Regions from separate parts of the Homo sapiens genome. Here region 2 is linked to region 1. A link is an interaction called in ENCODE POLR2A ChIA-PET data of the cell type or tissue named here. Cell type or tissue: OCI-LY7. All regions are shown on one strand. Each heading gives the region's core, and the rest is flanking DNA. Links, peaks and the distances in the headings are about the cores only.

What was found. ChIA-PET counts read pairs that join two places held together with the same protein. Peaks named below come from ENCODE experiments on the same cell type or tissue, not always from the same donor. Only the 100,000 strongest peaks of a DNase experiment are listed, where the experiment ranks them.
Region 2: POLR2A ChIA-PET joins it to region 1 with 5 read pairs; 10 of 35 experiments call an interaction of 5 or more read pairs at or near these places.

What each region holds. Positions count from the first base shown.
Region 1 is chr1:11,944,307-11,949,676 of GRCh38, forward strand. It overlaps PLOD1 (procollagen-lysine,2-oxoglutarate 5-dioxygenase 1), which reads left to right. Exons shown (of 19, transcript NM_000302.4): 2 at 3,670-3,761. Among named protein-coding and RNA genes, the nearest start is that of PLOD1, 12 kb to the left of the region's middle. RefSeq lists enhancers at 6-300, 128-804, 805-1,480. In OCI-LY7, for the core only: no CTCF peak of the experiment used is centred there; a DNase peak (open chromatin) is centred at 4,965.
Region 2 is chr1:12,014,277-12,019,646 of GRCh38, forward strand. It overlaps MIIP (migration and invasion inhibitory protein), which reads left to right and starts at 5,222. Exons shown (of 10, transcript NM_021933.4): 1 at 5,222-5,276. RefSeq lists enhancers at 4,882-4,931, 5,009-5,370, 5,052-5,131. In OCI-LY7, for the core only: CTCF peaks have their summits at 194 (motif pointing left) and 393; a DNase peak (open chromatin) is centred at 5,105; H3K4me3 peaks cover 689 bases.

The sequences.
Region 1 (5,370 bases), core at 371-5,370:
AGCAGGAACCTGAGAAAGGGGCTTTGAGCCACGCCACCCCATCCCCTTCCCCCACCCCTGCTGCTGGAGTTCAAGAGCCTGTTCCATCAAGAATCCTGAATTGCGCATGCACGCGTACACACACACACACACACACACACACACACACTCACTCACATGCTCTCACGCTGGCTTTTTCCATCCATGAAATGTGACACTCTTCCTGTCCCCAGCAGCCCCCTGTTGCCAAGAGGGCCTCAGAGCTGGTGGCTCTGGTTCTCTTCACCTGGGGAGAGACTTCACCGTCCTGGCAGGAGCTCGGGGGAGCCCTTCCCCAAGTGTGAGCAGCATCCCTCGTTTCTGGATCCCAGGTTCAGGTAGTGAGGCCTCTCCTTCCCACACCTGCCTGGTGTATCCACCCCCTCCTCCCCCAGCACCGCAGCTAATCCCTGCCAATCCCTGCTGGGCCGCCTGGCGCCAGCCCTCTGCCCTGGGGCCAGCTCCCTGCCCCGGCTACCCCTGCCCCAGCTACCCCTGCCCCGCCAGCTCTGGCAAGCCAGGCCCCTTTGTTCCTACAGTCTAGGTTCCTCCTGACTTCCTGAGGTGGTGGGAGGGGAGGGCCTTACCTGCCTGCTGTCAATCTGGCCACCAGGTGAGAAGTGTAAGCTGCAGACCCTCAGGGAGCTAAGACTCACCCAGGGAAACAATGATGAGCACTGCAGTGTGGGTCTTGCCTCTGTGGCTTGGAGGCCAGAGAGGGCAGGAGAAATCCGAGAAGGCTTCATAGAGGTGGAAGGGACGTCATTGTCACTGGCCCTGGGACCTGGAGGAAGGTTAGAGAAAGGAGACACAGGCCGGGTGTGGTGGCTCACGCCTGTAATCCCAGCACTTTGGGAGGCCAAGGTGCGCAGATTGGTTGAGGCTGGGAGTTCCAGACCAGCCTGAGTAACATGGTGAAACCTCATCTCCACTAAAAAATTTAGCTGGGCTTGGTGGGGTGCACCTGCAGTCCCTCCCAGCTACCTGGGAGGCTAAGGTGGGAGGATCACCTGAGTGCAGGAAGTCAAGGTTGCAGTGAGCCATGAGCCATGATTGTGCCTCTGCACTCCAGCCTGGGCAACGGGAGTGAGATTGGGTCTCAAAAAAAAAAACCCAAAAAACAAAAACAAGAAAGGGGACACAGAGGGAGCCATGGTCCCTTGCATGGGAGGTCCCTTGCATGGGAGGTCCCTTGCATGGTCCCTTGCATGATCCCTTGCATGGGAGGAACCCAGCAAGGAGAGACCCCCTCCAGTTGGAGGAGGGCCTGCATGATGGAGAGGGATGAGTATATCACCCGCCAGATCAGAGAGGGCCTTGAATGCCAGGCCAAGGCATTTGCTTCTCATTAATCAGCACCAGTAATACCTCTTTATTTTTATTTATTTTTATTTTTATTTTTGAGGTGGAGTCTTGCTCTGTCACCCAGGCTGGAGTGCAGTGGTGCGATCTTGGCTCACTGCAACCTCTACCTTCTGGGTTCAAGCAATTCTCCTGTCTCAGCCTCCCAAGTAGCTAGGACTACAGGCACATGCCACCACGCCCAGCTAATTTTTGTATTTTTAGTAGAGACGGGGTTTCACCATGTTGGCCAGGCTGTTCTCGAACTCCTGATCTCAAGTGATCTGCCTGCCTCAGCCTCCCAAAGTGCTGGGATTACCGGTGTGAGCCACTGTGACCAGCCTTCAGTAATACCTCTTCATGTGTGCCGAGCATCCCAATAAAGATTTTACATGCCTGATCTCATTTAATTACTCCAGCAGCCCTGAGAAGTAGGTACTATTATTATCCCTGCTTTCCAAGGGGGAAACTGAGTCTCAGAAGGGCTAGGGACTTGCCCCAGGTCACATGGCTATTAAGGAGCAGAGCTAGGATTCTAACCAGGCAGGCTAGCTCCAGACTCCTCGCTTCTCAGAGAACACAGCTTCAAAGTGTGCTCTGAGAGGGGCTTCCCCAGGGCTCCCTGAGATGCTCTCTGGGGAGTTATTTCCAGAAGATTCTGTTGCAGAGGCAGGCCACACTACAGAGCCTGGGAGAGGTTCCTTGTTAAAATTGTAGGAATGGCTGCCCTGGCCAAAGGTCAGCAGTGGACCAGTAGATTTCAAGTCAGTTTCCACTCTGGGCCGACTCATTGGTTCTAAGAGCCTCAAGCATGGTGTTGGGAGAATCTAGAGCCATGTGATACTCAGCAAGAAAGACTGTGAGATAGATTAGCAATGTCTGTCCTGGGTTAGGTATGGAGAGCAGGGACCTGTGAGCCATGTATTTGCTGTCCCTGGGCTAATTGTCTATCATTGGCCAGAGAGATCTTCCTGGTGGTCAGCATTCAGAGTAATCTTCCTTCCACACCCTCTAAAGCCAGAAACTCAGTCCTATAATGTAGGGTGTAGACACCTCTCCTGTCTACAGCACATGCTTCATGACATGTTGGTCAGTGTATTTGTCTGTTTTATGTTGCTGTAAAGAAGTACCCGTGGCTGGGTGATTTCTCAAGAGGTTTATTTGGCTCACAGTTCTGCAGGCTGTACAAGCATACCACCAGCATCTGTTCTGCTTCCAGTGAGGCCTCAGGAAGCTTTGACTCATGGCAGGCATGTCACATGGTGAGAGCTGGAGCAAGAGAGAGGAGGAAGTGCAAGGCTCTTTTAAACAACCAGCTCTCTGCTGGGCACGGTGGCTCATGCCTGTAATCCTGGCACTTTGGGAGGCCAAGGCGTGTGGATCATTTGCGGTCAGGAGTTTGAGACCAGCCTGGCCAACATGATGAAACCCCGCCTCTATTAAAAATACAAAAATTAGCTGGGCATGGTGGCGAGTGCCTGTAGTCCCAGCTACTCAGGAGGCGGAGGTTGCAGTGAGTTGAGATTGTGCCACTGCACTCCAGCTTCGGTGACAGAGTGAGATGCTGTCTCAAAAAAAAAAAAACAAAAACAAACAAACAAACAAAAAAAACAACCCAGCTCTCTTGGTCGGGCATGATGACTCATGCTTGTAATCCCAGCACTTTCGGAGGCTGAAGCAGATCACCAGAGGTCAGCTGTTCAAGACCAGCCTGGCCAACGTGGCAAAGCCCCGTGTCTACTAAAAACATAAAAATTAGCCAGGTGTGGTGGCACCCGCCTGTAGTCCCAGCTACTTGGGAGGCTGAGGCAGGAGAATAGCTTGAACCCAGGAGGTGGAGGTTGCAGTGAGCTGAGATCATGCCACTGCACTCCAGCCTGGGTGACAGAGTGAGACTCTGTCTCAAAAAAATAAAAACCAACCAGCTCTCACATGAACTCAGAGCAAGAACTCACTCATTACCAAGGAGATGGCACCAAGCCATTCATGAGGGATCTACCTCTGTGACCCAAACACCTCCCACTGGGCCCCACCTCCAACAGTGGGGATCACATTTCAATGTGCAATTTGGAGGGGACAAATATCCAACTATATCGGTCAGTTACTGGGTGGAGGGAGCCCTGGAGGAGACTCAGGAGACCTGGGTTATTTCCTGCTCTATCATCCTTTCTTCCCTGGGCCCTGTTCTGTAATGGGTTGACATGAAGACACTTCCTGCCAGAATTTGACAGGTCACTGGGAACAAAGACCTCCTCCCTGTCACCTCCCTCATCCTCCATTCCCATTCACCATACCCTCCTCTGTCTGCAGACAACCTTTTAGTCCTCACGGTGGCCACTAAGGAGACCGAGGGATTCCGTCGCTTCAAGCGCTCAGCTCAGTTCTTCAACTACAAGATCCAGGTAAGGGGTTTCCTGGGTGAGGCAGAGACAGTGAGGGGTGGCAGGAGGATCTAGGAGCTAGTGTCCTTTCCAAACTACCACGTCTCTTAAGATAGACTTGGGGCCACAGGGGAGGCTTCTGGAAGCCTGAAGGATGAAAATGAGTTAGTCGGGAATGGGAAGACACAGCAGAGGACACAGCATGAGTCTAGGGGGTGATGGAGAGGGAAAGAGTTGGCTAAAGAAATGCTCAGATGTTAGTGTGCAGGAGCCTCAGCTGAGAGGCTAGTTTAGAGGACAGGGCCTCGGGATCAGCATTTCCACAAGTACCACCCCGTAATTTGGGGATGGGCACGGTCTAGACATCTTCCCGGTATTATAAACACTGCTCTAAAGAAACATGAGTGGTCCCGCACAGGGGCTCACGCCTGTATTCCCAGCACTTTGGGAGTCTGATGATCCACTGAGGTCAGGAGTTCGAGACCAGCCTGGCCAACATGGCGAAACCCCATCTCTACTAAAAATATAAAAAAATTAGCTGGGCATGATGGCACGCACCTGTAATCCCAGCTGCTTAGGAGGCTGAGGCGGGAGAATCACTTGAACCTGGGAGGCGGAGGTTGCAGTGAGCCGAGGTGGCGTCACTGCACTCCAGCCTGGGCAATAGAGTGAAACTCTGTCTCAAAAAAAAAAAAGAAAATAAAAGAAAAAAGAAACATGAGCTAATGCCCGATCGACCACTGGCATGGGCTTGGTGTCATCTGTGTGCAGTCCATGGGGCTGAGCCCTGCAGGGAGACGAGTATCCTGAGTGCTTCCTTATGTCAGGCACAAGGTTGGGCACTGGCAATAGGGTGATGGACAATACAGAACATGTCATTGCTTACACAGAGCTTGCAATCTAGTGGCATTAAGTCAGCAAGCAAGTGTATCAGCTCACATGAATGAGGGTTGCAGCAGAGGGTTGCTTCAGGCATGGCTGGATCCAGGGATTCAAGCAGCAAAGTGAGGGCCTTGTGTTTCCATCTCTAGGCCCTGTTTGTTTTAATCGTGGTGGCAAGATGACCACCAGCCACAGATTCATGTGCCCCAGTTTCTCAACTTCAGCAGAAGGAGACAGGCTTTCCTTTTTAGGAAAGGCCTGCAGACTGTTCTGTTTTTCACAGAACAGTCCCAGGGAAGGCGCTGATAGGCCATGCTGGGGTCACATGCTCAAATCTCCGGATGTGGGAGGGGCAGGAAGGGTGGGACATTCTGATTGGACAGGCATGGTCACATGACCACCAGGAACCGGCTAATCCTCATACAGGTGGAGAATGGTTTCCTTACAGGGGAGGGTCAGAGTTGCTGGACCCACAGGAGCAAAAAAATTATTTCTTTTTCTCTTTTTTTGAGACGGAGTGTTGCTCTGTCTCCCAGGCTGAAGTGCAATGGAGCGATTTCGGCTCACTGGAACCCCCACCTCCCGGGTTCAAGCAATTCTCCTACTTTAGCCTCCCGAGTAGCTGGAATTAGAGGCATGTGCCACCACACGCCGCTAATTTTTGTGTTTTTAGTAGAGACAGGGTTTCGCCATGTTGGCCAGTCTGGTCTTGAATTCCTGACCTCAGGTGGTCCACACGTCTCGGCCT
Region 2 (5,370 bases), core at 135-5,134, 70 kb after region 1:
GGGCATCACCCTCGAGTCCACGGTCACACGTGCTGCACCAAATCTGTCACCTGCTGTCTTCCAAGTCTGTTGACCCTGCCCAGTTTCCTCACCTCCATCATAACCATCAGCCCGGATCTAGGTTCCTGTTCCTGCCTTGTCCCCGCCTATCCTCGCCATCTTGTGGCTGTTTCAAGGCAGCAGCCAAAGACTTTCTCAGGTAACAAAAAAAAAATGAATCATTACCTTTTTTTTTTTTGCAATCCACAAAACAAGTAGTTTCTGTCATTAACAAGATGTTATGTACAACCCACTAAATTGTTCACGACAGCATCATCCCGGGTGATGAGCCATAGTTTGAAAAAGGGCCTTCTTGCCTTATGCAAATGCTGCTTAGTTATTCCCAGTCAAGGCCAGCCTCATTCCTGTGCTTTCTCTGACTACCTCATCTGTCCACTGGCGAATCTGAGAGGCTGGAAGTTTTAGCCCTCTGGTAACAATGTCCCTATTTAATCACAAAAAGTAGGTAGTCAGGAATGTTCCACTGTGTCCCAAGCACTGGGGTGACAGCCCAGGCAGCTCTCTCGGAGAGCATCTGGCTTCATAATGTGGCCTCAGAAGCAGGGCCCTCCTCGCAGATGTCAGCTAAGTTGTTCACCGTGTCCTCAAGTGGATGGTTTCCTGTGTCTAAGTGGGACTCTTAGGCTTGAGATAAGAACAGCGAACTTTGAGAGTTTAGTATGTCAGACATTTCATACGCATGAGCCCTAATCTCAAAATCCAATGGTCTATTTTCCCTAATTTCCTCAAATGAGGAAGTTCATTAATTCAGCAAAATATTTGTGCACTTACTATGTGCTAAGCATGGTTCTAAGCACTGGAGATATAGCAGTGACTAAGGTGGATAAAAATCTGCCCCTGGGGCCAGACGCGATGGCTCACGCCTGTAATCCCAACACTTTTGGGAGGTGGGCGGATCACGAGGTCAGGAGTTCAAGACCAGCCTGGCCAACATGGTGAAACCCCATCTCTACTAGAAATACAAAAATTAGCCAGGCTTGGTGGCGTGCACCTGTAATCCCAGATACTAGGGTGGCTGAGGCAGGAGAATTGCTTAAACCTGGGAGGTGGGGGTTGCAATGAGCCGAGATCACGCCATTGCGCTCCAGCCTGGCAACAGAGGGAGGCTCCCTCTCAAAACAACAACAACAACAACAAAAATCTCACTCACTGATTAGTAACCTTTTTCAGTTACAAAGAAAAACAACATACTCGCTAAACTCCCTAACATCAGGAGCCATCAGGCAAATTATCTCAAGTCTTGATTTACAAACCAAACCCTTATGCCTCTGATTACACAGGGGACCGGTCTGACAAACTTTTTTTTTTTTTTTGAGGTAGGTTTTTGTTGGCTGGAGTGCAGTGGCGCAATCACGGCTCACTGCAGACTTGACCTCCCAGACTCAAGTGATCCTCTCACCTTAGCCTCCCGAATAGCTGGGATTAAAAGTGTGCGCCACCATGCCCGGATAATTTTTTGTTTTTTTGTAGAGACGAGGGATCTCACTATGTTACTCAGGCTGGTTTCGAACTCCTGATCTCAAATGATCCTCACACCTTGGCCTCCCAAAGTGCTGGGATTATAGGTGTGAGCCACCATGTCTGGACACAAATATTCTTTTTCTTTTTTTAATTTAATTTTTCAAATAGAGAATGTATGTTGGCTGGGCACAGTGCCTCATGCCTGTAATCCCAGCACTTTGGGAGGCTGAGGTGAGAGGATCGCTTGAATTCATGAGTTTGAGACCAGCCTGGGCAATCTGGCAAAACCCTGTCTCTACAAAAAATACAAAAATTAGCCCAGCATGGTGGTGTGCACTGGTAGTCCCAGCTATTCCGGGGGCTGAGGTAGGAGAATCACTTGAACCCAGGAGGTGGAGGCTGCAGTGAGCCGAGATTGCATCACTGCACTCCAACCTAGGCAACAGAATGAGACCCCGTCTCAAAAAAAAAAAAAAAAAATAGATGGGATCTTACTGTGTTGCCCAGGCTGGCCTCTAATTCCCAAGCTCAAGTGATCCTCCTGCCCCAGCCTCCCAGAGTGCCGGAACTACAGGCATGAGCCATCACACCCAGCCAATAAACATTCTTTTCTGATAAGCAACTGCAGAACTTAAGCCAGTTTCAGCCAGCTTACAGAAGCTGTGAACAACCTGTTTAGCCAATGCACATGAGCTCACCTCCTCTCATAAATATGTATACAGCTTTTCCCTCAAACCTGCTAAATATGTATGAATATGGGCCCTGTGAGGCATAAAACCCAACCTGTCCTTTCTCTCTTGGAAGAGAGCACCTTCAGTGCATGCTGCAAACCATCTCTTCCTGGTTTGCAAACAAGTATCAACAATAAAGTGCTCCTTTCTACTATTTAGCCACCCTGGTGATCTTCTAGACAACATTATGCGTATTTCTGCTAGGAACATTAGTGTTCAAATCTCTGTGTAGGCAGATGTTTTCATTTTTTGTAGGTAGATATCTCAGGCTGGACTTGCTGGGCCATATGGTAAATTTATGTTTAACTTCTACAGATTTTGTGAAGTGGTTATACTGTCTTATATCCCCACCAGTAGTGAATGTGGGTTCATATATATATATAGTTTTTTTTTTTTTTTTTTTTGAGACAGTCTTACTCTGTCACCCAGGCTGGAGTGCCGTGGCACAATCGCGGCTCACTGCAACCTCCGCCTCCCAGGTTCAAGCCATTCTCCTGCCTCAGCCTCTCGAGTAGCTGGGATTACAGGTGCCCACCACCACACCCGGCTAATTTTTTTCTATTTTTAATAGAGACGGGGTTTCACCATGTTAGCCAGGCTGGTTTCAAATTCCTGACCTCAACTGATCCGCCCGCCTTGGCCTCCCAAAGTGCTGGGATTACAGGCCTGAGACGTCGTGCCCGGCCTCATTTCATTTTTTAGAGCATCACAAACTACCTCTCCAGCTCATCTTGCTAGAGTTACTGCATAATCCATGCATTCCTGCCAAGGATCAGCCATCTTCTTGAGTCGGAGGGCTTCCTGCTAGCTCGGTGCCTGGTGTTATCACCCTCGGCTCTTCTGGAGGTAGAGGGGCTACCTATCTTCTTTTCATTCTTTTTTTTTTTTTTTTTTAATTTGAGACAGAGTTTCACTCTTGTTGCCCAGGCTGGAGTGCAATGGTGCGATTTTGGCTCACCACGACCTCCGCCTCCCGGGTTCAAGCGATTCTCCTGCCTCAGCCTCCCGAGCAGCTGGGATTACAGGTATGCGCCACCATGCCCGGCTAATTTTGTATTTTTAGTAGAGACGGGGTTTCTCCATGTTGGTCAGGCTGGTCTGGAACTCCCGACCTCAGGTGATCCGCCTGCCTGGACCTCCCAAAGTGCTGGGATTACAGACGTAAGCCACCGCGCCCAGCCAATTTTTGTATTTTTAGTAGAGACGGGGTTTCGCCATGTTGCCCAAGCTGATCTTGAACTCCTGACCTCAGGTGATCCACCCGCCTCGGCCTCCCAAAGTGCTGGGATTACAGGCGTGGGCCACTGCGCCCGGCCCCAGTTTTTCTAAGTTATATAGTTTAGGTTTCACAACTAGATCTATGATCCATTCTAGGTTAATTTTTGCATATGGGTTTCTTTTTTTTTTTTTTAGGATGAGTGTGTGGATATCCAATTATACCTACAACATTTGTTGAAGACACCATCTCTTCTTGTTTTCCCAAGTTTCCACACACATTATTGATAAAATAAATTTTTTTGGGGGGGGTGCTGGGTGTCGCTGGGCTGTAACTCCTTACCTCAAGCCATCTGCCCACCTCGGCATCCCAAAGCGCTGGGATTACAGGCGTGAGCCACCGCCCCGGGCCGAAGGCATTATCCTTTCTCCACTGAATTGCACTTTCATTTTTGTCAAAAATTAATTGCTCACATATCGGAACTCTATTCTGTTGCATTGATCCATTTGTCTACCTGGACGCCAATACCACACTTTCTTTCTTTTTTAAATTAATTTATTTATTGAGACAGGGTCTCTCAGTCAGGGTGGAGTGCAGTGGTGCAATCAAAGCTCACCACAGCCTCAGCCTCTTGGACTCAGGTGATCCTCCCATCTCAGCCTCCCGAGTAGCTGGACTACAGGTACGTGCCTGGCTCATTTTTTGTAGAGACGGGGTTTTGCCATGTTGCCCAGGCTGGGTATCTTTTTTTTTTTTTTCTTTTTTGAGATGGAGTCTTGCGTCTTGCTCTGTCATCCAGGCTGGAGTGCAGTGGCGCGATCTCGGTTCACTGCAATCTCTGCCTCCCTAGTAGCTGGGTTCAAGCGATTCTCCTGCCTCAGCCTCCCTAGTAGCTGGGATTACAGGCGCCGGCCACCTCGCCCGGCTAATTTTTGTATTTTTAGGTTTACTGGCGTGAGCAACCGCGGCCGGCCCCAATACTACACTTTCTTGTTTACTGTGTAGTCCTTATCTTCTGGCGCAAAGCGGGCACTCGCTAAAAACCTGAATGAAAGTATAAAGCAGGCCGGGCGCAGTGGCTCATGCCTGTAATCCCAGCATTTTGGGAGGCCGGGGCGGGCGGATCACGAGGTCAGGAGTTCGAGACCAGCCTGGCCAACATAGTGAAACCCTGTCTCTACTAAAAATACAAAAAAAAAAAAAAAAAAAAAAAAAAAAAAAAAAAAAGCCGGGCATGGTGGCGCTCGCCTGTAGTCCCAGCTACTCGGGAGGCTGAGGCAGGAGAATCAATCGCTTGAACTCGGGAGGCAGAGATTGTGGTGAGCCGAGATCGCGCCACTGCACTCCAGCCTGGGCAACAGAGTGAGACTCCGTCTCCAAAAAAAAAAAAAAAAAGAAAAGTATGAAACGATGAGTACAATGAGTAGCCAGCCGCCTGCCCCACCTACCCCGCCGCTCCGGACTGCCGCCTGCGCCGAGCCTAGGCCGCCCAGCCTGACTGAAACTGCCGCTGCTGAACTCAGCGTATCCAGTCCCGCAGCTGACCAATCGGAGCTCGCCCTTCCGGGGCCCGCCCCATTCCAGGAATCGACCTCCGCACCGGCCTCGAAAATTGACCAATCGGTTGTGTAGCTCCGCTCTTAGTCCCGCCCCCACGCTGAAACTGACACTTCGGATCGCCGAGTAACGCTCACCAGACGTCCCGGCCCTGCCCCTCACCTGACCAATCAAGACGGCCGGCCGAGGCCCCTGGAACGGCTCAGGCGGCTGCGGCTGCTACGGCGGCGCATGCTAGGGGATTCTGCCGGGTGAGTGCTGGGCGGCAGGACTGGGGTGGGGCGGAAGGGCTCGGCAGGAGGCCCCACGTGCATTCCCGCGAGGGGCTCGGGGGCCGCAGTGGAA